Regions from separate parts of the Homo sapiens genome. Here region 2 is linked to region 1. The links are chromatin loops, found by intact Hi-C in ENCODE. Cell type or tissue: endothelial cell of umbilical vein. All regions are shown on one strand. Each heading gives the region's core, and the rest is flanking DNA. Links, peaks and the distances in the headings are about the cores only.

Region 1 (15,028 bases), core at 4,365-12,364:
GGGGCGTGCCTGTGGTCCCAGTTAGTTGAGAGGCTGAGGCAGGAGAATTGCTTGAACTCAGGAGGTGAAGGTATGGTGAACTGAGGTCACGCCACTACACTCCAGCCTGGGTGACAGAGCAAGACTCTGTCTCAAAAAAACAAAACAAAACAAAACAAAAGGACAGCACTCGGAGAGCTTCGATGCTGAACTTGTGGAGGTGCCGGGAGGGTGGTGTGCCCAGAGAGGGCATGGAAGCTCCACCCCTTCCCACAAAACTTGCCCCTTTGGCCTCGGCATCTGGCCATTCCTCTGCATTTTCCGTAATGCCCCTTATAGTAAACTGGTAAACAGGCCGGCCATGGTGGCTCACACCTATAATCCCAGCACGTTGGGAGGCTGAGGCGGGCAGATCACTTGAGGCCGGGAGTTCAAGACAAACCTGGCCAACATAGCAAAACCCTGTCTCTACTAAAAATACAAAAATTAGCCAGGCGTGGTGGCAGGTGCCTGTAATCCCAGCTACTTGGGAGGCTTAGGCAGGAGAATCGCTGGAGCCCAGGAAGAGGAGGCTGGTTGCAGTGAGCCGAGATCACACCTCTGCACTCCAGCCTGGGCGACAGAGCAAGCCTCCGTCTCAAAAAACAACAACAACAAAAGTGCTTTGTGTTAAGTATAGAGTGGTGTGAGAGTAGGAAACACACTTTGGTCTTATTTTATTTTTATTTCAGAGACAGGGTCTGGTTCTGTCACCTGGTATGATCACAGCTCACTATAGCCCTGAACTCCTGGGTGCAAACCATCCTCCCACCTCAGCCTCCCTAGTAGCTGGGACTACAAGTGCACACCATCATGCCTGGCTACTTTTTTTTTTTTTTTTTGTAGAGAATGAGGGTCTCACTATGTTGCCCAGGCTGGTCTCAAACTCCTGGCCTCAAGTGATCCTCTTGCCTCAGCCTCCCAAAGTACTGGGATTATAGCCATGAGCTACCACACACTGCCTATTTTTATTTATTATAAAAAAAAAATTTTGGCCAGGCATGGTGGCTTGTACCCGTAATCCCAGCACTTTGGGAGGCTGAGGCAGGTGGATCACTTGAGGCCAGGAGTTCAAGACCAGCCTGCCCAACATGGCAAAAACCCATCTCTACTAAAAATATAAAAATTAGCTGGGTATGGTGACACATGCCTGTAATCCCAGCTACTCGGGAGGCTGAGGCATAAGAATCAATTAAGACTGGGAGGCAGAGATTGCAGTGAGCCGAAATCATGCTGCTACACTCCAGCCTGGGCAACACAGGCTCTGTGTTTTGAGACTCTGTCTCAAAAAAAAAAAAAAACATATATATATATATATATATATACACGTATATATAATATACGTATATACGTATATATATGTATATATATACGTATATATATGTGTGTATATATACGTATATATATGTATATATATACGTATATATATGTGTATATATACGTATATATATATATACACACATATATATATGTATTTTTTTGTAGAAAACGAGGTCTCACTTTGTTGCCCAGGCTGGTATCAAGCTCCTGGTCTCAAGTGGTCCTCCCACCTCAGCCTCCCACTGGGATTACAGTCATGTCAGTGTACCCGGCCTATTTTTATTTTTAATTTTTAATTTTTAATTTTTTTGTAGAAACATGCTATGTTGTTTAGGCTGGTCTCAAACTCCTAGTCTCAAGCAATCCTCCCATCTCAGCCTCTCAAAGCACTGGGATCATAGGTGTAGGCCACCATGCCTGGCTTTGTTCTATTTTTAAATCTTTTTTTTTTTTTTTTTTTTTTTTAACAGCGTCTCATTCTGTCGCCAGGCTGGAGTGCAATGGCGCGATCTCGGCTCACTGCAACCTCCGCCTCCAGGGTTCAAGTGATTCTCCTGCCTCAGCCTCCCGAGTAGCTGGGACTACAGGCGTGCGCCACCACGCCCAGCTAATTTTTGTATTTTTAGTAGAGACAGGGTTTCACCATGTTGGCCAGGCTGGTCTTGAACTCCTGACCTCAAGTGATCCACCCACCTTAGCCTCCCAAAGTGCTGCGATTCCAGGTGTGAGTCACCGCGCCCGGCCAAAGCTTAAATAGTGCTGAAAGCTTTTAAGTATCATTTTCCCTCTTCCCCTGTGACTGACATCTGGGGAAGTTGATAAGAAGCCTCAGTGCTCCCTCCTTTGCCGCCAATGGGAGCTTTAAACCACACAAGCCCCTGAGTGCACAAACCCTCACCCAGTCACACCCACCAACCACCATACTAACCCTGAGCCAGTCTCCTTTCCCTGTTCTCGCAAGACATTTTATTTATTTATTTATTTTTAGACGGAGCCTCGCTCTGTCGCCAGGCTGGAGTGCAGTGGTGCGATCTTGGCTCACTGCAACCTCTACCTCCCAGGTTCAAGCGATTCTCCTGCCCCAGTCTCCTGCGTAGCTGGGATTACAGGCGCCCTCCACCCGCCACCACGCCTTGCTAATTATTTGTATCTTTAGTAGAGACGAGGTTTCACCATGTTGGCCAGGCTGGTCTCAAACTCCTGGCCTTGTGATCCACCTGCCTTGGCTTCCCAAAGTGCTGGGATTACAGGCATGAGCCACCACGCCCGGCCTCTTTTAGTTATTTTTAAATGTACAATTTGGCCGGGCGCGGTGGCTCACGCCTGTAACCCCAGTACTCACTATGTTGCTCTCATCAAGATCAAGAGACTCCATCTCTACCAAAAATACAAAAATTAACTAGGTGTGGTGATGCGTGCCTGTGGTCCCAGCTACTTGAGAGGCCTAGGTGGGAGGATTGCTTGAGCCTGGGAGGTTGAGGCTGTGGTGAGCCGAGACAGCACCACTGCACTCCAGCCTGGGCAACAGAGTGAGACTATGTCTGAAAAGGGAAGGGAGGGGAAGGGACGGGAAGGGAAAGTAAGGGAAGGAGTAAGGGAAGGGAAGGGAAGGGAAGGGAAGGGAAGGGTGGGGGAGGGGAAGGGAAGGGACAGCCTTGGAAAATAAAAAATGAAAAACAAAATTAAAGAAGGAAATGAAAAGTAAGCCAGAGGAAATGTATGCAATACTAAAATCTTATATCCAAACTATAAAAAGAACACTTACAAGTCAACTCTGAGAAGACAAAAACAAATCCAATTTTTAAAATGGGATTTAAAAAATTTGAACAGAAATTTCACAAAAGAAAATATACAAAAGGCCAGGGCTGGGCACAGCGGCTCACACTTGTAATCCTAGCGCTTTAGGAGGTCAAGGTGGGAGGATCACTTGAGGCCAGAAGTTCAAGACCAGCCTGGGCAACATAGCGAGACCCCATCTCTAAAAAAAAAAAATCATATAAATTAGCCAGGAGTGGTGGCATGTGCCTGTAGGCCCAGCTACTAAGGAGGCTGAGGTGGGAGGATCGCTTGAGCCCACGAATTCAAGGCTGCAGTGAGCTATGATCATGCTGCTGCCGTCCAGCCTAGACAATGCTGTGTCTAAAAAAAAAAAAAAGAAAGATATTCAAAAGGCCAATTAGCACAAGAAAAGATGCTCAACATATTAGCCAGCCGGGAAATGCAAATCAAAACCACAGTGATAGACCATTACCTGTCCATTACAACAGCTGAAATTAAAGACTAGTGATACCAAGAATGGCAACTGGACCTCTCCTTCAGTGCCAGTGGGAAAGTAAAATGATGTACCAGTTTGGGAAACAGTTTGGTTCTTACTATATGATTTAGCAATTCCACACTTAGAGAATGAACATGTATTCACCCAACAACTTTTACACGAATGTGCATAGCAGTTTTATTCATAATTGCCCCAAAATAAAAGAAACTCAGTGTGCACCGGCTGGTGAATGGATGAATGAATTGTGTCATATCCTTGCGGTCGAATACTACTCAGCAGTAAAAAGGAATGAACTACTGATACATGTAACATAGAAGAATCTCAGAAACATGCAGAGGCCAGGCACGGGGGCTCACACCTGTAATCCCAGCACTTTGGGAGGCTGAGGTGGGAGGATCACTTGAACTCAGGAGGTCGAGATCAGACTGGACTACATAGTAAGACCTCATCCCTATTAAAAATCAAAAAAATTAGCCAGGCATGGTGATGCGTGCCTGTAGTCTCAGCTCCTCAGGAGGCGAGGCAGGAAGATGGCTTGAGTCTGGGAGATCGAGGCTGCAGTAAGCTAAGATCATACCACTGCACTCCAGCCTGGGCAACAGAGTGAGACCCTGTCTCAAAAAACAAAAAGCATGCTGAGCAAAAGAAACCAGACACAAGAGTGCATGCCATATGATCCCATGTGTGTGAAACTACAGAAAGATAAATTGTAGTCTAAAATGAGAAAAAGGGCCGGGTGCGGTAGCTCAAGCCTGTAATCCCAGCACTTTGGGAGGCCAAGGCAGGCGGATCACCTGAGGTCAGGAGTCCGAGACCAGCCTGGCCAACTTTAGTTGGCCATGTTTTTAGTAGAGATGGCAAAACTTCATCTCTACTAAAAATACAAAAATTAGCTGGACATGGTGGTGGATGTCTGTAAAGCCAGCTACTCGAGAGGATGAGGCAAGAGAATCGCTTGAACCTGGGAGGCGGAAGTTGCAGTGAGCCAAAATCACGCCACTGCACTCCAGCCTGGGCGACAGAGTGAGACTCCATAACAAAAATAAAATAAAATAAAAATACAAAAACTTAGCTGGGTGTGGTGGGGGGTGCCTGTAATCCCAGCTACTCAGGAGGCTGAAGCAGAAGAATCGCTTGAACCCAGGAGGTGGAGGTTGCAGTGAGCCAAGATCACACCATTGCACTCCAGCCTGGGTGACAGAGCAAGACTCCCATCTCAAAACAAATAAGTAATATAAAGTGACACAAACCAGGTGCCCAAAAGCAGGTGGTTGCCTAGCACCAGGGATGGGGATTATGGAGGGATGGACTGGAAGGAACAGGAGGGAATAGTCTGGGGTGATGGAAATGATCTCTATCTTGATTGTGGGGGGTTACGAGGGTGTATAAATTTGTCAAAACTGGTAGAAAGGTACACTTAAATGGGGTGCCTTGTACCACGTATAAATTACACCTAAATAACATTTTTTTTTTTTAGTTTTTTTTTTTTTTTTTTTACAAATAATGGGCCAAAATGGCAGGAAATTACTGCTTCTGAAAGCAGACTGAGTTCGGGAATAATGTCCTCTATGACAACACCAGCACACCTTCATGTAGATACGGCTGATGACAGTTCTTGGGAACAAAATGATGATGGACAAATTGTGAATAATGGCGGTCCTCCACTACTGTCAATGATTTCACAGGTCAGATGCACATTAAACTAACTGTAACCAGAAAATGCAATGAAGCCGTGCCGTGATGACTCATGGGGTGGGGGAGTTACAGCCTCGGCTCTCGGGCAGGCTCACGGGGTGAGTGCAGGTTGCACGCCTTTGGCCGTAACTGCATGGAATTACAGCCAGCACAGATGATACGGATTTTCATAGACAGAACTTCCATGCTTCTTCCCAGGAAAACAGCAAAACATCACTTGTTGACAATAGTTTAGTCTGCAGGTAGCTATCTTGCCCTTTCTGATTCTTGGTGCTGGTTAACATTAAGACAAAGAAAACAGGCCGGGCGCGGTGGCTCACGCCTGTAATCCCAGCACTTTGGGAGGCCGAGGCGGGTGGACCACCTGAGGTCAGGAGTGCGAGACCAGCCTGACCAACATGGAGAAACCTTGTCTCTACTAAAAATACAAAATTAGCTGGGTGTGGTGGCACATGCCTGTAATCCCAGCTACTCAGGAGGCTGAAGCAGGAGAATCACTTGAACCTGGGAGGCAGGGGTTGCGGTGAGCCGAGACGGTGCCATTGCACTCCAGCCTGGGTAACAAGAGTGAAACTCCGTCTCAAAAAAACAAACAAAAACAGGCCAGGTGCGGTGGCTCAAGCCTATAATCTCAGCACTTTGAGAGGCCGAGGCAGGAGGATCACTTGAGGCCAGCAGTTTCAGACCAACCTGAGCAACATAGAAAGACCCTATCTATACAAAAAAACTTAAAAAATTAGTCAGGCATGGTGGCACACACCTATAGTCCCAGCTACTCAGGAGGCTGGGATGGGAGGGTCCCTTGAGCCTGGGAGGTCAAGGCTGCAGTGAACTATGATTGATTGAGTCACTGCAGTCTAGCCTCACTGACAGAGTGAGACCCCAACCCTCCGCCCCCCGAAAAAAACAGGGCCGGGCACAGTGGCTCACACCTGTAATGCCAACACTTTGGGAGGCCGAATCAGGCAGATCACCTGAGGTCAGGAGTTCGAGACTAGCTTGGCCAACATGGTGAAATCCTGCCTCTACTAAAAATACAAAAATTAGGCGGATGTCGTGGCGGGCGCCTATAATCTCAGCTACATGGGAGGCTGAGGCACGAGAATCACTTGAATCCGGGAGGCAGAGGTTGCAGTGAGCCAAGATCATGCCATTGCACTCCAGCATGGGCACATGAGTGAAACTTCGTCTCAAAAAAAAAAAAAAAAAAAAAAAAGCCAGAGGCTTCAAAAATAACCTGAATGATTCCAGACTACCTAGAAGGAAGGAGTAGCTTCCTCTCACCCTCATTGGGAGAAATGCAGAGATAGGATAATTGTCTTTATGACTCCAAAAATGCCTGAGACAAGAACATGTCAACAAATAACTCCAATGAGAGCCTCTCAGTTCACATATGACCCCATTTCATCCTTGCAAGAACACCGGGCAATAGATAATATCTTAAAATTCCCATTTTACTAATAAAAAATTCCTAGCCAGACGTGGCAGTTCACACCTGCCATACCACCACTTTAGGAGGGCAAGACGGAAGGATAACTTGGACCCAGGAGTTCGAGATCAGCCTGGGCAACAAAGCGAGATTCTGTTTCTTTTTTTTTTTTTTTTTTTTGAGACAGGGCCTTGCTCTGTCGCGCAGGCTGGAGTGCAGTGGTGCGATCTCTGCTCACTGCAAGCTCCGCCTCCTGGGTTCACGTCATTCTCCTGCCTCAGCCTCCAGAGTAGCTGGGACTACAGGCATCCGCCACCACGCCCGGGTAATTTTTTTATTTTTGGTAGAGAAGGGGTTTCACCATGTTGGCCAGGCTGGTCTGGAACTCCTGACCTCAAGTGATCCACCCGCCTTGGCCTACCAAAGTGCTGGGATTACAGGCGTGAGCCACTGTGCCCAGCCGTGAGACCCACTTTTCTCTTAATTTCCCCAATTCCTAGAATAGTGCATGGCCCACAGGAAATCCGCAGAATATATTTGCAGAATGAATGAATGACTTGCCAAAGGAATTAGGGCAAATAAGTAGATATCGAGTAAACATCCACAACCACCTGCCCCATACCCTTTTCAGCTCTGGGGAGATGGTGGCTCCTGTGGGGTCGGGGATTGGGGGTCTCCGTTCCTTTCATCCTCCAGCCTCGTGGGGGAGTCAAGTCTCCGTAGGCGGAGAGCCCGGATGCAGGCGCGGCTAGGCTGCCCTCTCTATGGTGAGCCCCCCGGTCCCTCCTCCGCAGCACCCGGAGTGCCTCTATGGTTCTTCCTGTCGTTAGTCGGGAGGGGGCGCTGTACGCGCGCTGTACGCTTGCGCGAGGTGACGCCGGGGCAGGGCCGGAAGGAATGCAGCGGCTGCCACGGAGCTCGTAGCTGCAGCTTTGGAGGAGTAAGCGGCGTGGTAGCGAAGGTCGCCGAACCCGCCTGGCTAGCCGGCGAGTTGAGTGGCGAGTGAGTGTCGGCTGCGGGGCGCGCTCGAGCTTCTGGGCGGGTCTGTGAGGCGAGGCGGCCTCCCTGCGTGACGCCTCCGTTGAGCTGCGGGGGTGGGGGCGGGGGCGCGGGCCGTGAGCACCACAGAGCTGAGGGGCGCGGCCGAGGCCCGGGCGGGATCGGGCCGGGGAGCTGGGCTGGGCGTCTCCAAGCCCCCTGCGGTGGCGAGGCGGGAGCGACACCCTCCCGCCACTTCGCGAAGTTTCGCGAGCCGGCCCCTCGGGCCGCTTCCCTCCCTCGGGCCCGAGGCCGCCGCGGAGGCGGTGTCCGTGCACCCGAGCGCGGCCTGGAGGAGCGGCGGGAGGCGGCCCGTGCCTGTGAACCCCAGCCCAGGCGGGCGGCGTTTTTCCTCCTCTCCCCTCACATCTGGAGCGCGTGTTGTTCCGTGAAACTTGGCGACTGTCACCCGGCACTCGCGAGGGCGCCGCAAGTGCGTCAGACCTTTCTGCGGGGCGCTGGGGGCTGGCCCGGCTCGGGGGTCCGGGCGCTGGGCAGGGAGCGAGGCCGCTGTCCCCGCGTCGAGGTGGTTCTGCTCCCGGTGGAACGGGACCAGGGCTCTAAGACTTGGGCCACTTGCAGCCAACGTGGAGCGTGCGCGGCGTGCGGGTTACAGAAATTTCTGACAAATCCGCCAGGGCTCTGTGAATCCTTAAGGGCCTGGGTAGCAGTTGTCCTAGGTACTTTGATAGTGCAAAGAGAACGTTATTATTTTTTTTTTTTTCCTTTTTTTGAGACGGAGTCTCGCTCTGTCGCCCAGGCTGGAGTGCAGTGGCGCGATCCCGGCTCACTGCCAGCTCTGCCTCCCGGGTTCACACCCTTCTCCTGCCTCAGCCTCCCGAGTTGCTGGGACTACAGGCGCCCGCCACCACGCCCGGCTAATTTTTTGTATTTTTTAGTAGAGACGGGGTTTCACCGTGTTAACCAGGATGGTCTCGATCTCCTGACCTCGTGATCCATCCACCTCGGCCTCCCTAAGAGCTGGGATTACAGGTGTGAGCCACCGCGCCTGGCTGTATTTTTTAATTTAATATTTAAATATGTATTTAAAATTTGTGTATGAATTTACATAAATGGTATCACACTTTCATTTAACGTTAATTTAACTGTGTTGTATCATATGAATTTTATTTATTCCTTTATTGAAGTCCAGTAAGGCCATTTCCAATTGCTTTTATTGCATATTTGCTGTAATGACCACCATCCCTGTCCGTATATTCTATTATGCATATTTCTTGGAGAACACACAGAGGTTTCTTTAGCTAATATACCTGGAAGTGGAATTGCTAAGTCACAGGGAATGTACATTTGTAATTTAGGGCGTATTGCTGATTGCTATTCAGAATATCTTTTCCAAGTTACTATCCAAACCAGCAATGTATAAGATTTCCCATTTCTTACATACTTGCCTTTTTTGCCACCCCAGTGGTTTGAAACATAATTCCTTTTTTTTTTTTTTTTGTGACGGAGTCTCACTCTGTTGCCCAGGCTGGAGTGCAGTGCGGCGATCTTGGCTCACTGCAACTTCAGCCTCCCGGGTTCAAGCGATTCTCCTGCGGCAGTGTCCGGAGTGGCTGGGATTACAGGCGCGTGCCACCATGCCTGGCTAATTTTTGTATTTTTTAGTAGAGCTGGGGTTTCACCGTGTTGGTCAGGCTGGTGTCCAACTCCTGACCTTGTGACCTGCCCGCCTCGGCCTCCCAAAGTGCTGGGATTGTAGGCTTGAGCCACTGCGTCTGGCTGAAACATAATTCATTTTCTGATTTGCCTTTCCCTGATTATTAGTGAGGTTGAGCATCTTCTGTGTTTTCTTTTTTGTGAATTGCCTATTAATACCCTTAGCCCATTTCTTTGTTAGCATATTTGTATCAAGATGTCATTTCTCTGTCAGTACTTTGTCTCTTTAATATGTGTATTTTAAACATATGTTTTAATGTCATAGGTTTTGAGTTTGTGTGGTTTTTTTTTTTTTGACCCACCTCCTTGGATATGTTTTCTTAAGGAATGTTTTCAGCATAAGCTTCAGATGTCCCCCTGACCAGATACATGGCAAGAGTTTTGATACTCCCTCATTCTTACTGTTCCTCTTTGCTTCCTTTTCAGCTCTTTTGAAACAGATGGTCACCATGTTTAGATATTAGCAGTCCCGTATGTGCATGTCTGCATTTGAAAATGGAAGAGGGAAACAACAATGAAGAGGTAATTCACTTGAACAACTTTCACTGCCATCGGGGACAAGGTAAGTTGTTTGTTCTCACTTCATCCCTTTCCCTGTGGCTTTTTCCTTTTAGTATCACAGCTGTATCTTTTGAAATGAACCTATTTTGTACCATTTAGAATCCAGGGACATTTCATTTTTGACATAAAAAGACTAGTTAGACTAGAATTATATCAGATAATGATATTGCTGGCATGAATGAAGTGTAAGACTCATTCATTGCAACTGGATTAATAAGCTGTTAATTTACTGGCAAGACGCTGTTAATATGTAGTCATTGAGTCTTAAGAGACAGTGTCAGCATCAGTTTTTGAAGGCGTGGTGATTATAAAGGAGTGCTCCACTAGGCATTTATGATCTGAAATACTACAGGTGATGCTGAACCAGTCTTGTCCTCCCATGATGCCTAATTTCTTTTTTGCCAGAAGATTCTGGCTTAGCCTTGAGGGGAATTTTGGAACATGTATTTTTTTGTTCTGCAGTTTTGGTTTTTTTTCTTTCTTTTTTTGAGACGGAATTTCGCTCATTGCCCAGGCTGGAGTGCAATGGCGTAATCTCGGCTCACTGCACCCTCCACGTCCCGGGTTCAAGCGATTCTCCTGCCTCAGCCTCCCGAGCAGCTGGGATTATAGGCATGTGCCACTATGCCCTGCTAATGTTGTATTTTTAGTAGAGATGGGTTTTCTCCATGTTGGTCAGGCTGGTCTTGATCTCCTGACCTCAGGTGATCCGCCTGCCTCGGCCTCCCAAAGTGCTGGCATGAGCCACCCGCCTGGCCACATTTGTTAATTTTCATTACAAAAGGGATAAATATGGGCCAGACAAATGGCTCACACCTTTAATCCTCGCACTTTGGGAGGCTGAGGCAAGAGGATTGCCTGAATCCAGGAATTCAAGGCTGCAGTGAGCTATGTTAGGCTACTGCACTCAAGCGTGGGAGACAGATTGAGACCTTGTCTCTATTTAAAAAAAATTTGTTATGATAAATATGCTGTTTTAAAAAATAAGTTCTCCTGAAGAATATAAAATGAAAAATATACTCTTTCCCCTCCTTCTGATCTGCAGAGGTGAAATAGTTGTAAATTTTTTTTTGTTTTTTTGGAGACGGAGTCTTGTTTTGTTGCCCAGGCTGGAGTGCGGTGGTGTGATCTTGGCTCACAGCAATCTCCACCTCCCGGGTTCAAGCAGTTCTCCTGCCTCAGTCTCCTGAGTAGCTGACATTACAGGCGTACTCCATCACGCCTGGCTAATTTCTGTATTTTTAGTAGAGACAGGGTTTCACCATGTTGGTCAGGCTGGTCTTGAACCCCTGACCTCGTGATCTGCTCGCCTTGGCCTCCCAAAGTGCTGGGATTACAGCCATGGGCCACCATGCCCAGCCTGGTGGTAAATTTAAACAAAATAGACAGTTCACTGAACACCTGTCCTCAAAGTTCGTATCTTATCCTGTAGTTCTCAGTCTGGGGTGCAGGTGAGTTTCTTCCCTGCCAAGGCTGAGAAGGAAGGTCCCCTTTCCAGGTACTTAGCCCAATGTAGGTACTTTTTTCTGATTTGTACAGTGACACTGTTGGAGCCAATAGTGGCCTTGTCTGATCCCACCTCTGTACAGAGGCAACCACCGTCATCAGATTTATTTATATTTATTTATTTATTTATTTTCGAGACGGAGTCTCACTCTGTCACCTAGGCTATAGTGCAGTGGTGCGATCTCAGCTCACTGTAGTCTCCACCTCCCAGGTTCAAGTGATTCTCCTGCCTCAGTCTCCCAAGTAGCTGGGATCACAGGCATGCGCCATCTATGTCTGGCTAATTTTTGTATTTTTGGTAGAGACGGAGTTTCCCATGTTGGCCAGGCTGGTCTTGAACTCCTGACCTCAAGTGATCCACCTACCTCAGCCTCCCAAAGTGCTGGGATTACAGGTGTGAGCCACTGCACCTGGCCTTCCCTTAATCTTTATCAATTTTGCTTAACATGCTTCTCAGTAAGGCAAAACCATTAAGAGTATACACTACCTGGCCATAGATTGGTGATGTTGGTCAGTTCTGGAAATTTTGTAGCTGTTTCCTGTCTTCTGTAACTCTTCTCCCACAGTCTCCAAGTCTCTAAGTCCACCTCTTTGTCTCTGAGATGCATTCTGGATGATTTCTTCAGATGTGTCTTCTAGCCCACAAATTTCTCTTCAGTAGAATGTAATCTTCTTTTAACTCATCCACTGTTTTTCGGTTATGGTATTTTAGCTTTTAATTCTCTTGGTTATTTTCCTAGAGTTTTGCTCTTTGCCTATATTTTTAGTCTTTTTTAAATTTCTTTAACCAATAAACATAGCTTCTTTGTGAGTTTGATTGCTGTGATCTGTTAAGTTCTTGGGAATCATATTCTGTTTTTCCTGCTGGCTCCCATGGTGCCTCGTTTTCTTGTGTATTTTCTAAGTTTGACTCTAAGCTCATGTCTTGAGTTCTTGATAGAGTTGGTTTCTTTATAGAGAATTGCTTTTGCTTCTTTCAAGTCCCCGAGGGCAGTGTCAGTTTGAAACGACTTTAGATTCCTGTCTTGAAGTTTTCGGATTACACAAACTCTTTTTTTTTTTTTTTAAGACGAAGTCTCAGTCTCTTGCCCAGGCTGGAGTGCAGTGGCGTGATCCTGGCTCACTGCAGCCTCCGTCTCCAGGGTTCAAGTGATTCTTCTGCCTCAGCTTCCTGAGTAGCTTGGATTACAGGTGTGCACCAACATGCCCAGCTAATTTTTGTATTTTTAGTAGAGATGGGATTTCACCATGTTGGCCAGGCTGGTCTCGAACTCCTGACTTCAAGTTACCCCCCTGCCTCAGCCTCCCAAAGTGCTGGGAGACGTGAGCCACCGTGCCCTGCAAACCTTTTATTTATTTATTTATTTATTTATTTATTTATTTATTTATTTATTTATTTATTTTGAGAGAGAGTTTTGCCCTTGTTGCCCAAGCTGGAGTGCAGTGGCATGATCTCAGCTCACTGCAACCTTCGCCTCCCAGGTTCAGGTGATTCTCCTGCCTCAGTCTCCCGAATAGCTGGGATTACAGGCATGTGTTACCTCACCCGGCTTGGATTACCCAAACTCTTAAAGCATTTTTTATTTTTCAACAAGAGACTCTACCTGGGTATTTAACCTTCCTTACAGTGAGGAAAGAAAGCCATTTGGTTATTTACATGCCAGTTACTCACTCTTCTGAAGCCTTTCCACATATTCTTTATTGTGTATAGTTTTTAAACTTGGTTATTGTATACCAATGTGTATATAATATACATAAAGAAAAATGAACAAAATAAAGATGCACAGCTCAATAATTTATCACAAACCAAACATTTATGGAACCACAACCCAGAAATCTTCAAGAAATAGAATGTTGCTATCCTCTTTAAACACTACATAAAGATTTTGTATAGTCTTCTTTTGCATCTGACTTCTTTTCACTCAGCATTATGTTTGTGAGGTTTATTCACGTTGGGTAGAGCCACAGTTTATGTATTTTCCATTGCTAAGTGGTATTCCATTTATATCACTTAGCAATGAAATTTCCCATCTACTTTTGATAGGCATTTGAGTTCTGACTGTCACAAATAATGTAGCTGTGAACATTCTCCTGCTTGTCTCCTGAACTCTACTTGCCCCACACCCTGGCATCCACCTTCCTATTGGCTATGTTTGTGTCTTCAACAGAATTGTTTGTTGGAGATTTTTTTCCCCTCCTAAGCTTTTAAAATACTTTCTTTTTGGGTTTCCAAGTGGTGTGATAATAACTACATTTTTTTAAATTACTAAGCTTTATTTTTTAGAGCAGTTTTAGGTTTACAGGAAAATTGAGCAGCAATGACTACATTTTTACAATGAAAACTTTCTTGTAGGCTTCTACTCATCTAAAAAGCAACTTATATGTGTGAATTGCTTTAACAACTCTTCGACAATACTGAGTTATGTTATTTTTTGTAGTTAACTAGGGTAGGCATGAAGTAGCATAAGTGACATTTCTTTGCTAATTGGCTGTGTTTTTCAAATATTTGTTTACTAATTGTATTTCCCTTGCGTGTGAATTGTTTACTTCTCTCTTCTCTTTGAATTCCTAATGTTTCCTGGTTATGAAATGTAATACAGGTTTGTTCATTACAGAAAATGTAAATGATAGAGAAAAGTATAAACTTAGCTCATTTATAGAACAATGATTTGAATACCAGATACCATGTTTTAGTATTTTTTAACAATTTAACCTCATAGAAATTGAGTATATTCAATGTTTTTGTCTCCTTCTGCAAATGAAGAGGGATGTTTAAATATATCTTCAAGATTGTCTAGAAAAATCACTAAAATGTAATCAAATTGACACCTTCTCTTACAGTTCTGTTCTCCTACTTCCTGAGTCTCACACGTGTAATTATTTTTAGGGTCTTGCTGTCCCTCTGTGCTTTTTGTGTCACTCAGAAACATTGATCTTTAAACACATAAAAATTCTCATGAAATCTAAAAAGCAAGGGAATGTACGGTCACTGTATTCCATCTTTTCAAGCCAATCTTGTTTTCCTGACACTGCTTTCCTTTCCATTATTCTCTGGACTCCTAGGACAGTGTTAACTCCACAACTAAACTAAAATGTTAATGGAAACTGGAAATAAGGCCCAAAGCTGAGTTGAGCAGACTGGGATTTTGTTGTAGCTCAGTCTCAGTTGCTTTATGTGCGTCTTTAAATGGCCTTCAGATGGAACCATCTGGCCATTTTAAGCAGGAAGGGCCTATTCATTAGAGAACCACGTGGCAGGTAATCTACTCTGGCTGGTTAACTTAGATCTTTCACTCACACGTGGTCAACTTCAGTTGGATGAAGGCAGCAACAACTATCTAAGGGTTGAAAGATTGGAGTACGGCTGGGCGCGGTGGCTCACGCCTGTAATCCCTGCACTTTGGGAGGCCGAGACGGGTGGATCACAAGGTCAGGAGATCAAGACCATCCTGGTTGACACGGTGAAACCCCGTCTCTACTAAAAATAGAACAAAATTAGCCGGGCGTGG
Region 2 (15,028 bases), core at 3,579-11,578, 360 kb before region 1:
ATACATACACATACACAATCACACACACACATAAGCATACATCACTCTCACACCCCCGCACACAACCACCACCCTCTGAACCAAACCCTGCCTTGCCTTTTCCCTGCAGGCTCCTCAGCCTGAGACCCCCCGCATTGCTTCTCTTCTCCATTGTTCAAAACTCTACTCACTTCTCAAGCCCCAAGTCAAATGCCACAGCTTCCCCGAGAAGCTTCTCACTCGCCCTAGCTTGCTCTGTGCCCTAGGAGGAATAAACCCTCAAGTCGTGATCATTTGTCCTGGACATTGCCATGCAGGGCCTTCAAAACACCTTCCCACAACTGCAAGGAATTCTCCCCTTGGAAGCCAGGACTCAGCCTCCCAGACACCCTCGAGAGCCGGCACCTCGCACAGGTGCCGCCCATCAGATGCATCTCCACAAGGCCCCCACCCAAACGAGAGCACCTGAGGAAGGACACCACCCTATGGAAAGCGATATGGGACTGAGAGGCAGCCATAACAGAGCCCTGGTGGGGCATACCCCACGTGGGGGGCCGTGGAGAGAAAGTGGTGGGAGGAGCGTCTCCATGGGGTCCTGTGGGGTCACACGGGTGTTACACTGGCTCAGCTGATTCTCCTGCCTCAACCTCCCGCGCAGCTGGGACTACAGGCCCACGCTACCATGCCCAGCTAATTTCTTTAAATTTTGTGTAGAAATGGGGTCTCACTATGTTACCCAGGCTGGTCTTGAACTCCTAGGCTCAATCAATTCTCCCACCTCAGCCTCCCGAAGTGCTGGGGTTACAGGCGTGAGCCGCTGTGCCCAGCCCATGGCCTCCATTTCTGATCTCTGATCTCTGTCCCAACCCCTTCCCACCCAACACGTCACTAAGCTACCTAAATTCCTTTCTATCCAGAGTGGCCTGTGTGGTTTGCAACTAGGAATCCTGCCCAAAATGCCTGCTCCCTCTGGGTTCCAACTGGTGCCTCTGCTAGGGTGTCCTGCTTTGGGGCGCCATACATCATTTCAGGGTTGTGTCTGTGGATTTCCAGCTATGCTGCATATGCCTCAAAGAGAGGCTGTCTTCGTTTGCCAGCTCTGCTCCTCTCCATCTACCTTCCCTTTCTTACCTGGTGTATCAGTAAGGCAAGCCATTGTAACAAACAAGCCTCAAACACTCAACAGCTTAAATGCCAGGCATGGTTTTTCATGGTTTGCCATCCCAGCACTTTGGGAGGCCAAGGTGGGAAGATCACTTGAAGCCAGGAGTTCGAGACCAGCCTGGGCAATACAGCAAGATCCCATCTCTACACACAAAAAAATAAAAATTTAGCCAGGCATGGTGGCATGTGTCTGTAGCCCCAGCTACCCAAGAGGCTGAGGCAGGAGGATTGCTTGAGCCAGGTCAAGGCTACAGTGAGCCATGATCACACCACTGTACTCTAGCCTTGGCAACAGTGGGACCCTGTCTCTAAAATTTTAAATAAAATAAAAATGTACTTCTCACTCACGGAACAGGCCAAGGTGGGGGTGCTCTGCTCCACTCGGTCATGCAGGGATCCACGATCCTTCAAGTCCACATCTGAGGAGTTTGTCTGCTGTGTGTGTGTGGGTGTCCAATGCCTCCCAGCTGGCCATGGGGAGGCTCATGGGACTGCAGGACACAGGGCAAGCATGTGTGCTGTGACTCTGAGCATGTGGGGATGCCTCTGGCAGTAGGAAAACAGGTCCCACGGAGGAAGACACGCGTGTTAGCAGTGAGTTTTAGCCCAGCCTGTCAATCAGAAGAGCCAACCTCCTTCTGAAAGGACAAGAGAGTCCCCCTTTAATGGTATTTTTCCCCTCCTGGAGATAGATAGCCCCTTTTTAATGAAAATATAAAGAGGCCGGTGGGTGGCTCACGCCTGTAATCCCAGCACTTTGGAAGGCCGAGGCAGGTGGATCACCTGAGGTCGGGAGTTCGAGACCAACCTGACCAACATAGAGAAACCCCGTCCCTACTAAAAATACAAAATTAGCCAGGCATGGTGGCACATGCCTGTAATCCCAGCTACTCGGGAGGCTGAGGCAGGAGAATCGCTTGAATCTGGGAGGCGGAGGTTTCAGTGAGCTGAGAGCGCACCATTGCACTCCAGCCTGGGCAACAAGAGTGAAACTCTGTCTCGAAAAAATATGTATATATATATAAAGAAAGCAGCCATAAGGTCCCCTGCAGTGTCAGAGGCTCTCACAGCCTGATTTCAGCTCCTGTTCCCCAAGTGCCTGGTGCTCCACCCACTCCAGGCCATCCCTCATGCCCCCAAACCTCCTACGGTTTCCAGCCTCTGAGCCTTTGCATGTACCGTTCCATCATCATCAATGCCTATTCCTTCTTTGTCTAACTGGAAAATTCATACGCACCCTTTAAGACCTAGTGCAAGTGTTACGTCGTCTCCAGGACATTCCCTGGCACCCAGCTCCCCTGCAGCATTGAGTTATCCCACATCTGTGCCCCCACAGGACATCATCAGCCATGTGGGTATCCATTTCTGCCTACACGTTGGACCCTAGAGGCCTGGGTCAATGCACAGGCCAAGGTGTGTATTTCATAAATGGTTGTTTAATGAGGAAATAGGTGAATGAACACATCCAACCTGTTTCGACTTCCACGCTCTGGGAAGATTTCATGTCCATAGTCACCCCTGCACCACCGCAGACCCCCTTCCTTCCAAAGGCGTCACCCTCCCCGTGAGTCATGGCGTTGACAGAATCCAGCCAGCCTCTCTTTATTTTCTTCTGAAGAGGGAAATTTTTCATTCTCATGGATGACTACTCCCACGTAATGCAAATAATCACCTTTCCGTGGCCCAAGAAAAGCTCTATTTAATCTCGCTGGCAGATGTCTTCAATGGAAAGATCCAGTGCAAATAAAAGTGCGGAGCTGAAATGTCAGGAAACTGAGCCACTCTCTGATCCAGCACGCGCGTGACCGAGGAGCCCCCGCAAGGTCACAGCGGCATGAGAAGCAGGGAAGCTTCCACCCTAGGACCAAGTCCAGAGGAAGAAATAAAAAGCCCTCCCGTCCGCCTCCTCCTCTTGCTTCTCCTCCGCTGTCATCATCATGCTCTGTGTGTGCCCAGCATTTTCTCTTTCTCTAAACACTTTCATACGCACATCACGTTGGATCCTCACCACGCCCCTGTGCGGGCGTCGTGCAGGGCTGGTTATCCCACAATAGCCTGGTTAAGCCCTCTCAGCGACGCAAGACTGAACCCATTCCAGCAAGAGTGCAGGAACCACGGCCTCTGTGCCGTGGCTGGAATCAAAGATGAGCCGAGCTCCCTGCAAGCAGGAGGAAGACTTCGAAACCCCAGGCATGAATCAGGGCTGCTGACACCTGCCAATTTGAGAAAGGTCTCTCCAGGAGAGGAGGCAGCTGCATTCTGCTAGTCGACATGTAAACTGGCTCAACCTTTCTCAACAGCAATGAGATCTGACACCTCCCAGACCCGGGAACTCTAAGACCCAGCGGTGGATGGAGAAAATCCACAACACAGACTTCCAACCTGCCGCAGATGGGCCACCGTATGACTTTGTGAAAACATCAGGTCACTCTGGAGACCCCTGGAAGATGATGGAGTAGGACTTTATTGGTTTTCAGCCTTTAGGGTCTGAAAGCATGTAACATCAAAGACCAAAAAGACCCACATTTCCTAGAAAGATGTTATGCGTTTAGCGGTATTGCACTGACACATGGGATATTACAAAGCACAGGTGTTGAATCTAGATTGTACCTGGTGCTACCCGTGAAGGGGTTCTGATACTAAACCAGATGATATCTGGGCGGAGGAGAAGAGAGACCCAAGAGAGCTCTGCAATTAGTGTGATCTTGGACAAACTGCAACCTCTTTAGCCTTCCATTTGCTTCCTTGTAAAAATACTTCTATAATTGGAGCTAATCATAGTGTCTACATTAGGGCAGATAGTCATTGTGAAGATTAAATTAGATGACACAGCACCAGACATATAGTAAGTGCCCAGTATACGGTGGTATTATTATTAATAGGATCATTCTCTTTTTTTTCTTTCTTTCTTTTTTTTTGAGATGGACTCTCACTCTGTCGCCCAGGCTGGAGTGCAGTAGCTTGATCTCAGCTCGCTCACTGCAACCTCCGCCTCCTGGGTTCAAGCGATTCTGCTGCCTCAGCCTCACCAGCAGCTGGGACTACAAGCACACACCTCCACGCCCAGCTAATTTTTGTATTTTTAGTAGAGACAGGGTTTTGTTATGTTAGTCAGGCTGGTCTTGAACTCCCGAGCTCAGGTGATCCACCCACCTCGGCCTCCCAAAGTGATTACCGACGTGAGCCACCACGCCCAGCCTAATCATTCTCATTTAACGATAATGATAAATGGCCAAGCATGGTGGCTCACACCTATAATCCCAACACTTTGAGAGGCTGAGGAGGGAGGATTTCTTGAGGTCAGGAGTTGGAGGACAGCCTGGGCAACATAATGAGACCCCATCTCTACAAAAATTACAAAAATTAGCCAGAGACATGGACACAGGAAGGGGAACATCAGACACCAGGGACTGTTGTGGGGTGGGGGGTGGGGGGAGGGATAGCATTGGGAGATACACCTAATGCTAAATGACGCGTTAATGGGTGCAGCACACCAACATGGCACATGTATACATATGTAACAAACCTGCACGTTGTGCACATGTACCCTAAAACTTAAAGTATAATAATAATATTAAAATAAATAAAATAAAATAAAATGGTAAAAAAAAAAAAAAAAATAGCCAGACCTGCTGGTACGTACCTATAGTCCCAGCTACTTGGGAGGCTAAGGCAGAAGGATGGTTTGAGCCGGGGAGGTGGAGGCTGCAGTGAGCCATGGTGGCACCACCGCACTCCAGCCTGGGCCACAGAGCAAGGCTCTGTCTCAAAAACTAATAATAATAAATATAAATAAATGTAGAAATGAAATTATCCTAGCCTACATGCAAGGATGGGTAAAGGTCCCTTAAATAAAAACAGAATGTGTCATGTCGGTTCTTCCATGCTGTTTCACTGCTGCGCTTCCGCAGAATCTCATCAGCTGAATGTCTCACTCCAGCACAAAACAGGCAGGAGTTACTTTATTTTGCAATTGAATGATCGCTTTGAGTTTTTGTTTTTTTTGTTTTTTGGGGGGTTTTTTGGTTTTGTTTTTGTTTTTGTCCCTGATCAATGTCAAGACCGGCGATCACAAATGTTCATGCCTATAGCGCAAGGCCAGTACCACCAACAGGTTAAGAGACTGGTGGCGGGGCCAGGGTGGGGGCAGGGGGGCTGGTGCTGCACTGTCCTCATGTTGTACTTTTGCTATTGTTCTTGACAGAGGCATTGGGGATGGAAGACAATAGAGAGTGGTGGAGACTGAGGCTAACTGGGGACACATGTGTAGATCAGGCTCTGTATTTTAATATGGGGGCCGGGCGCGGTGGTTCATGCCTCTAATCCCAACACTTTGGGAGGCTGAGGCAGGAGGATCACTTGAGGTCAGGAGTTTGAGACCAGCCTGGCAACATAATGAGATCCTGTCTCTACCAAAAATAATTTTGTAATTAGCCAGTCGGCCAGGCGCGGTGGTTCACACCTATAATTGCAGCACTTTGGGAGGCTGAGGCAGGCAGGTCACTTGAGGCCAGGAGTTTGAGACCAGCCTGAGCAACATGCCAAAATCTCGTCTCTGCTAAAAATACAAAAATTAGCTGGGTATGGTGGTACACTCCTGTAACTCCAGCTACTTGGGAGGCTGAGGCACGAGAATCACTTGAACCCGGGAGTAGAGGTTGCAGTGAGCCCAGATTGCACCACTGCACTCCAGCCTGGGTAACAGAGTGAGACTCTGTCTCAAAAAAAAAAAAGGAAGAAGAAGAAGAAGAATTAGCTGGGTGTGGTGGTGTGCACCTGTAGTCCCAGCCACTTGGGAGGCTGAGGTGGGAGAATCACTTGAGCCCAGGAGGCTGAGGCTGCAGTGAGCTCTGATCGTGCCACCACACTCCAGGCTGACAGAGCAAGACCCTGTCTCAAAAAATTAAAATTATAAAATATATATTTTATATACATATATAAATTTGGGGATGGCGGCCCAATTTCTTTAGTTCTGCCTCTGGTTTTTCTGATTTTTCTTTTTTTTTTTTTTCTTTTTTTTTTATGAGATGGAATTTCTTACTTGTTGCCCAGGCTGGAGTCCAATGACACGGTCTCGGCTCACTGCAACCTCCACCTCCCAGGTTCAAGCAATTCTCCTGCCTCAGCCTCCTGAGTAGCTGGGATTACAGGCATGCACCACCACGCCCGGCTAATTTTGTATTTTTAGTAGAGACGGTGTTTCTCCATGTTGAGGTAGGTCTCGAACTCCTGACCTCTGGTGATCTGCCCGCCTCGGCCTCCCAAAGTGCTGGGATTACAGGAGTGAGCCACGGCACCCGGCCAATTTTTCTGTGTTTTTAGGCAACCACCATCCTCTAGTTTTAAAATGTTGGCCCAATATTTTTTGTTAACACTGTGAGTCAAATAAAACATAACTGCAGGCCAGATTCAACCCTGGACCACCATTTTGTGAACTTTCACTGGGCTTCCTCCACCGCAGTCCTCGCCGTTACCTCCAGTATGTGTTGACAAGAGTAGAGAACAGCCAGGGTCACCATGCATGGTCGTCTAGAGTGTGCACTGCCCAAGGGCACCACACCTAAGAGGTGTCCTCTTAGGCATCTAAGATTTGTACTAAGAATTTCCCCAGTTTTCCAGCAGAGGGCAGTCACATGTCATGCTCCATGGCACGTCACAAAAATGTTCAGCAGTTGGAATAATCTGTCCTTCTTTAATCCACACAAAGGTGTTACAAGAATTAACAGCAGGCCAGGTGTGGTGGCTCACACCTGTAATCCCAGCACTTTGGGAGTACGAGGAAGGAAGATCACTTCAGCTCAGGAGTTCAAGACCAGCCTGGGCAACATAGTAAGACCCTGTCTCTAAAAAAATTTTAAAAATTAGCCAGGCATGGTATTGCATACCTGTGGTCCCTGCTACTTGAAAGGCTGAGGCAGGAGAATCACTTGAGTCTAGGAGGTGGAGGCTGCAGTAAGCTATGATCACGCCACTGCACTACAGCCTGGACAACAGAGCAAGACCCTGTCTCAAAAAAAATAAAAAATTTGTAAACGTAGCAGCAGCCCTGAAGGTGGGGAGTATTGAAATTAATGATCCTACTCTTTTGAGTTATAAAAATGGAAGTTCCAAATAGCAAGCATTGGTGAGGTTGGAGAGGAACCGGGGTCCCTACATTGCTGGTAGAGGTTAAGTAGGTACACCTCCATTCGGAACTTTTCGGCAGCCCTTAATCAAGTTGAACATACAAACATTCATGACCCAGCAATTCCACTCGGTGTATATCCAGCAGCACCCATACCGGGTGTACCCAAAACATGTTCCAGACCATTCATAGGCACACTGTCTGCAATGGCCCACACTGCAATGAGCTCCACTGTCCATCAGTAACGGAAAGGGTAACTTGTGCTATATTCACATGGGAAATATATTCCGCTGTGCAAACGCACCAACTGCTACTATGCATAGTAATATATGAGGACAAATCTCATAAAAGTCACCTTAAGTCAGTGAAGAGAACATCCCATGTGATTTTGTTTCCATAAAGCGTAAACAGCAGGCAAAGCTAATCTCTGGTGTTTGATGTTGCGATAGCAGTTTCCCTTAGAGGTAAATGGGTAGTGGCTGAAAAGAGACACAAGGGGCCAGGCACAGGGGCTCACACCTGTAATCCCAGCACTTTGAGAGGTTGAGGCAAGTCAGGAGTTCGAGACCAGCCTGGCCAACGTGGCAAAACCCCGTCTCTACTAAAAATTAAAAAAAAAAAAAAATTAGCCGGGCATCGTAACACACGCCTGTAATCCCAGCTACGCAGGAGGCTGAGGCAAGAGAATCGCTTGAACCCAGGAAGTGGAGGCTGCAGTGAGCCAAGATCATACCACGGCACTCCAGACTGGGCAATAGAGTGAGACTCCATCTCAAAAAAAAAAAAATAGACACAAGGGAACGTGCTAAGGCAACTCCTGGTACCAGTACCACTTCTTGGCCTGTTAGGAACCGGGAGGTTCAGCAGGAAGTGAGCAGCGGGCAGGAAGGTGAAGTTTCATCTGTATTTACAGCCACTCCCCATCGCTCGCATTACCGCCTGAGCTCCGTCTCCTGTCAGATCAACTGCGCAAACCCTATTGTGAACCGCGCATGCGAGGGATCTAGGTTGTTTGCTCCTTATGAGAATCTAATGCCTGATGATCTGCCACTGTCTCTCATCGCCCCCAGACAGGACCCTCTAGTTGCAGGAAAACAGGCTCAGGGTTCCCACTGATTCTACATTATGAAAGTTGTAGAATTATTTCATTCTATGTTATAATGTAATAATAATAGAAATATAATGCACAATAAATGTAATCTGCTTGAATCATCTCAAAACCATCTCCCCGACCCGGGCCCACGGAGAAATTATCTTCCACGAAACTGGTCCCTGGTTCCAAAAAGCTTAGGGACTGCTGTTCTAAGGGGCTAGGGAGGTTCTGTTTCTTGACCTGAGCGGTAGGCACGTGGGTGAGTTCACTTTCATCCTTTCACAGTCCTGCTTTGCACGTTTTTCTGTCTACATGCTATACTCCAATACACATCTCAAAAGACAATTACATATGTGTGTGTTAGACAGAAAGAAGGAAGAGGGCAGGGAGAGAAAACCACCGCATTCAAGCATCGCCGCCTCTAGGTGTAAGGTTCATTCCAGGACTGCCTGGAGTTGGTGACTTTGCATTCCTGCAGAGGAAACCCACTTCCTTTGCCTGTGTTCTCGGGCCGACTTCCCATATCTGCTGACCAGAAATCCTTCCTTGCAGCCGCCCCTGTAACGGGGCTGGCATTTGCAATTCGAAAGTGTCTTTGGCCTTGTTTTTCCGAGGAAATGAAAACGCTATGCGTTATCAGCATATCATCCAACAATTTATCATCACGTTGGCACCTGACAATGTTGATTTATGATTCCAGCAGGAAGAGCAGCCCTCCAACCCCCCACCAGTTCAGAAATGGAGACATCGAGGAGTCCTGAGCACAGGCAGGAGAGACTATGAAGTTATCGTAGACTCGATGTCCACAAGTGCCGGTGAGAATGACTGTGCAGAGACCATCTGAGCTCCCTGCAGATCTCACGACTCTTTTCCTCCTCCCCTTGCTCCCGGGTGCTTTGTCTCTCACACTCGGCCCCTGTGGAGCTGTTCTGCCTATGCAAGCAGAAATTGAGAGGTGCCTGGGGTTCCTGTCCCCCCAGCCAGCTCTTAGCCAATGGCGAGCAGATTCCAGAAAGTGAAAGCCCCGCTCCCTTTGCCTGAGTCTGGACAGACCCTGGGGCATAACTTACGCTGCAGTGCCTTCCTGCAGGATTGGGCCAAAGCCACCCCAGGGGGATTTTGCCAAAGGACCTTACTCTGGCTTGGCTCCTGGGTCCCCTCCTCCTACTCCCTTCCAGACCTCCCGGGACCACGGCATTCCTACGTGGCTTGCACACAATTCCTTACCACAGAGTTTGCTTCTGGGGAACCTGACCTAAAACCGAGGGGAAAATGGATTCTAGCATTTTTCAGATTCAGAAACGGGAGACCCAAATGGCCCGGGCCTCCCGCCTCCCGCACACAGGCCTGTGTATCAAGTTTCTGCAAGCACAAGCAAGAGGCTTGCAACGTGTTTGCAAGCAGTCATCATCATTTCCAGGATTGGCTATGACTCGGGTTGCAATGTTTTATTTCAGTTCACAGACAGACACAGGCCACACTCCAGGGCTCATGCCCACATCCGTAGCTTGGAACTCGAGATGCACTGTCTAGGATGGCCAACATCAGGACGGCACCCACCAGCAGACAAGCCTGTTCCCAGAATAGCCTTCTTTTTTATTTTTTTGAGACAGGGTCTGGCTTTGTGGCCCAGGCTGGAGTGCAGTGGTGCAATCATAGCTCACTGCAGCCTTGACCTCCTGGGCTCAAGTGATCCTCCCACCTCAGCCCCCCAGCCCCAGTAGCTGGGACCACAGGCATGCACCACCACGCCTGGCTAATTTTTTTTTTTTTTTTTTTTTTTTTTTTTTTTTTGTAGAGACCAGGTTTCACCATGTTGCCCAGGCGGGTCTCAAACTCCTGGACTCACGTTATTCACCCGCCTCGGCTTCCTGAAGTTCTGGCATTACAGACATGAGCCACTACACCCAACCAGAAAAACCTTCTTAACCCATGTGTTTCTGAACCTTGATTTTGTTTTATTTTAATTTTTTATTTTTGAGACAGAGTCTCACTCTGTCACCCAGGCTGGAGTATAGTGGCATGATCTTGTCTCACTATAACCTCCACCTCCCAGGTTCAAGTGATTCTCCTGCCTCGGGCTTCTGAGTGGCTGGGACTACAGGTGCCTGCCACCACACCCGGCTAATTTTTGCATTTTAGTAGAGACTACGTTTCACTGTGTTGGCCAGGATGGTCTCGAACTCCTGACCTCAGGTGATCCACTCGCCTCGGCCTCCCAAAGTGTTGGAATTACAGGCGTGAGCCACTGCGCCAGCCTGAACCTTGATTTTAAATAAACTAATCTAAGTTCCAGTGGTCTTCCCTTAGTTTGAAGCGGAAGATAGATTTTCTTCTCCTGGAATCAAGTCTGCTATGCAGTAGAGCAGGTGGAAGCTCTGGGAGCTCAAAGACCTGGGAAGGTCTGGGAGCTCAAAGACCTGGGAGCTCTGCCACTCACTAACCACGCGCCCTGGGATAGGCCACTGGCCCTCTCTGCCCTCCAAATGTCCCATCTGTGCAATGGACACAAGAACGCCAACCTCTCAGGACTAGAGTGAGAATTGTCCAATAATATTAGGCCAGGTATGGTGGCTCACAACTGTAATCCCAGCACTTTGGGAGGCCTAGGTGGGTGGATCATTTGAGGTCAGAAGTTTAAGACCAGCCTGGCCAGTATGGTGAGACCCCATGTCTACTGAAAATACAAAAATTAGCCAGATGTGGTGGCACTCACTTGTAGTCCCAGCTACTTGGGAGGCTGAAGCAGGAGAATCGCTTGAATCTGGGAGGCGGAGGTTGCAGTGAGCTGAAATTGGGCCACTGCACTGCAGCCTGGGTGACAGAGCGAGACTCTGTCTCAAAAATAATAAAAGTAATAATATTATTATTACTAAATGCAACTGGGCACGGTGGCTCACACCTGTCACCCCAACACTTGGTTGAGGGCTCCACCAGGAGGATCGCTTGAGGCCAGGAGTTCGAGAGCAGCCTAGGCAGCATAACAAGACCCTGTCTCTACAGAAAAAAAAAAAATTGTAATTAGCTGGGCATGGTGGCACATGCCTGTGGTGGCAACTAGTCAGGTGGCTGAGATGGAGGACCGCTTGAGCCCAGGAGGTGGAGGCTGCAGTAAGCTATAATCACACCACTGCACTCCAGCCTGGGCAACAGAATGAGACTTTGTCTCAAAAAAAAAAAAAAACAATAGAGATGCATTGCTTCACAGTTCCAGAGGCTAGACGCCTGAAACCAAGGTGTTGGCAGGGCCCTGCTCACCCTGACCCTGTAGGAGAGGACCTTCCTGGCCTTGGCGCGTGGCTGCATGACTCCAACCTCTGCCTCTCTTATCACATGGCCTCTTGTCTTTTCTCTGTACATCTTGTATGGACATCAGTCATGATGGATTAAAGGTTCACCTCCCTCTAGGGGGACTTCATCTTAACCAATGACAACTGCAACAACTCCATTTGCAAATAAGGTCCCAATCACAGATTCTGGGGGCTAGGACTGCAAAGTTTGCTTTGGTGGGAAACACAGTCCAACTGATACCAATGGATAGACAAATAAGTGGTGGTATTCCATACAATGGAAGGTTGTTCAGTCATAAAAGGGAATGAAATTCTGATACATGCTACGGCACAGATCAAACTCGAAAACGTCATGCTAAATGAATGATGCCAGACACAAAAGGCCACTATTGTACAATTCCACTTATGGGAAATAGGCTGAACAGGCAAATCCATAGAGACAAAAAGTAGATTATAGGGGCTGGAGGGAAGGGAAGAATGGGAAGTGATTGCTCATGGGCGTGGCGTTATTTTTAGAATAAGAAAAAATGTCCTGGAATTAAACAGCAGTGACAGCACAATTTTGTAAATATACTAAAAACTACTGAATTGTACACTTTAAAAGGGTGAATTTATGGTATGTAAATCGCATCTTGATTTTCAAAAAAAAAAGACCCTGTTTAAGAGGATGAAAAGACAAGCTACACACTGGCAGAAAATGTTTGCAAACCACATGCACCCCAAAGGACTGGTATTTGGAGTATATTTTTTAAAAAGGAACTCTTCAAAAATCAACAGTAAAAAACAATCTAATTAGAAAATGGGCAAAAGAAATGAAGAGGCATGGCTGGGTGCAGTGGCTCACGCCTGTAATCCCAGCACTTTGGCAGGCCGAGGCGGGTGGATCACCTGAAGTCAGGAGTTCAAGACCAGCCTGGCCAACATGGCAAAACCCCACCTCTACAAAAATGCAAAAATTAGCCAGGCCTGATGGCGGGTCCCTGTAATCCCAGCTACTTGGGAGGCTGAGGCAGGAGAATCGCTTGAACCCAGGAGGTGGAGGTTGCAGCAAGCCAAGATAGTGCCATTGTACTCCAGCCTGGGCTACAGAGCGAGACTCTGTCTCAAAAAAAAAAAAAAAAGAAGAAACATTTCACTGAAAAAGATACACAGATGGAAAATAAACACATGAAAAGATGTTCAATATCATTACCTACTGGAGAGATGCCCATTAAAACCACAATGAGATATCATGAGACACTTACCACAACAGCTAAAGTAAAAAATAAAATAAAAATAGTAACGCTGGGCGTGGTGGCTCACGCCTGTAATCCCATCACTTTGGGAGGCCGAGGCAGGCCGATCACAAGGTCAAGAGATCGAGACCATCCTGGCCAACGTGGTGAAACCCCGTCTCTACTAAAAAAAAAAATTACAAAAATTAGTTAGGCGTGGTGTCGCGCGCCTAAGTCCCAGCTACTCAGGAGGCTGAGGCAGGAGAATTGCTTCCACCCGGGAGGCAGGGGTTGCTGTGAGCCGAGATCGTGCCACTGCACTCCAGCCTGGGCGACAGATGGAGACTCTGTCTCAACAACAACAAAAATAGTAACAACACAAAATGCTGGTGAGGATGCAGGGAAACTAGATCCCTCATATGTTGCTGGTGAGAATGTAAACTGGTACAGATACTCTGGAAAAGAGTTTGACTGTTTTTTCAAAAACTAAACATGTACGTATCATACAACCTAGCGATTGCACTCTTGGGCATTTAAACGAGAGAAATGGAAAGTTATGATGACACAAAAACCTATACATGATTGTCTGGAGCTGCTTTATTCATAATAACCAAAAACGGAAAACAACTCTGAATTGTAATCCCCATGATTCCATTAATTCCCACATATCAAGGGCGGGACCACGTGGAGGTAATTGGATGATGAGGCCGTTTCCCCCAGGCTGTTCTCCTCATACTGAGTTAGTCTCATGAGATCTGATGGGGTTTTTTTGTTTTTGTTTCTGTTTTTGTTTTTTTTTTGAGACAGAGTCTCGCTCTGTCACCTGGGCTGGAGTGCAGTGGTGCAATCTTGGCTCACCGCAACCTCCACCTCCTGAGTTCAAGCGATTCTCCTGCCTCAGCCTCCCAAGTAGGTGGCATTACAGGCGCCCGCCATTATGCCCAGCTAATTTTTGCGTATTTTTAGTAGAGACAGGGTTTCGCCATGTTGGCCAGGCGGTCTCGAACTCCTGAGCTCGTGATCCGCCCACCTCGGCCTCCCAAAGTGCTGGGATTACATGCGTGAGCCACTGCGCCCCGGCCGAGATCTGATGGTTTTATAAGCATCTGGCATTTCCCCTGCTTGCGCTCACTCCATCCTGCCACCCTGGGAAGAAGGTGCCTGCTTCTCCTTTGCCTTCAGCCACGATTGTAAGTTTCCTGAGGCCTCCCCAGCAGTGCAGAACTGTGAGTCGATTAAATCTCTTTCCTTTATAAATTACCCAGTCTCAGGGGGTATTTCTCCATTACAGTGTGACAATGGACTAGTACAAACCCCTTGCCCTTCAATGAAACAGTAACATCCTCACCCCGAACACTTCTAATTTTATTCATTTATAATTATATAATTAATTTATAATTAATATAAAGGAACAAACCATAGATACCCATAATAACTTCTATGGTTCTCAAGGGAGTTATGCTGAGTGAGGAAAAAAAAGCCAGTCTCAAAAGGTTACATACTATAGGAATCCATTTATAAAACATTCTTTAAATGTAAATGACAACGTTACAGAGAGGAAGAACAGATTAGTCGTTGCCAGGGATTAGGAACTGGGGTGAGTGGGTGGATGTGACTGTAAGGAGTAGTGATGGAATAGTTCTGCATCTTGATTGTGGTGGCCGTCACACAAATCTGCACAGGTGATAAAATTACATCACACACACACACACACACACACACACAGAGCCAGGCGTGGTGGTTCATGCCTATAATCCAGCACGTTGGGAGGCTAAGGTGGGAGGATCACTGGAGGCCAGGAGTTCAAGACCAACCTGGGCAACATAGTGAGACTCTGTCTGTACAAAAATTTTAAAAATAGCCAGGCATGGTGGTGCATGCCTGTAGTCCCAGCTCCTCAGGAGGATGAGGCAGGGGGATCACTTGAGCCTAGGAGGTCAAGGCTGCAGTGAGCCATGATCTCGCTACTGCACTCCAGCCCGGGCAACGGAGGGATACCCTGTCTCAACACACACACACACACACACACACACACACACACACACAGATGTATGTATATTGCTTGCTGTTAAAATCAGAATTAGGTCTGTGGATTGTACCAATGTCAATTTCCTGGTTTTGATGTTGTACTACAGATATGCAAAATGTTACCCTTGGAGGAAAC

What was found. Hi-C counts contacts between places; a loop is a spot of excess contacts. Peaks named below come from ENCODE experiments on the same cell type or tissue, not always from the same donor. Only the 100,000 strongest peaks of a DNase experiment are listed, where the experiment ranks them.
Region 2: a loop joins it to region 1, with 4 times the contacts of the local background. A loop is called at or near these places in 2 of 110 quality-filtered maps.

Annotation. Positions count from the first base shown.
Region 1 is chr7:4,966,423-4,981,450 of GRCh38, forward strand. It overlaps the pseudogene RNF216P1. Among named protein-coding and RNA genes, the nearest start is that of MMD2, 15 kb to the left of the region's middle. RefSeq lists an enhancer at 7,491-8,089 and a silencer at 7,802-8,181. In endothelial cell of umbilical vein, for the core only: a CTCF peak has its summit at 7,571 (motif pointing right); DNase peaks (open chromatin) are centred at 7,609 and 8,239; H3K4me3 peaks cover 1,335 bases; H3K27ac peaks cover 212 bases.
Region 2 is chr7:4,604,267-4,619,294 of GRCh38, forward strand. No RefSeq gene overlaps it. Among named protein-coding and RNA genes, the nearest start is that of FOXK1, 71 kb to the right of the region's middle. RefSeq lists an enhancer at 20-521. In endothelial cell of umbilical vein, for the core only: a CTCF peak has its summit at 6,762 (motif pointing right); DNase peaks (open chromatin) are centred at 6,775 and 8,995; H3K4me3 peaks cover 606 bases.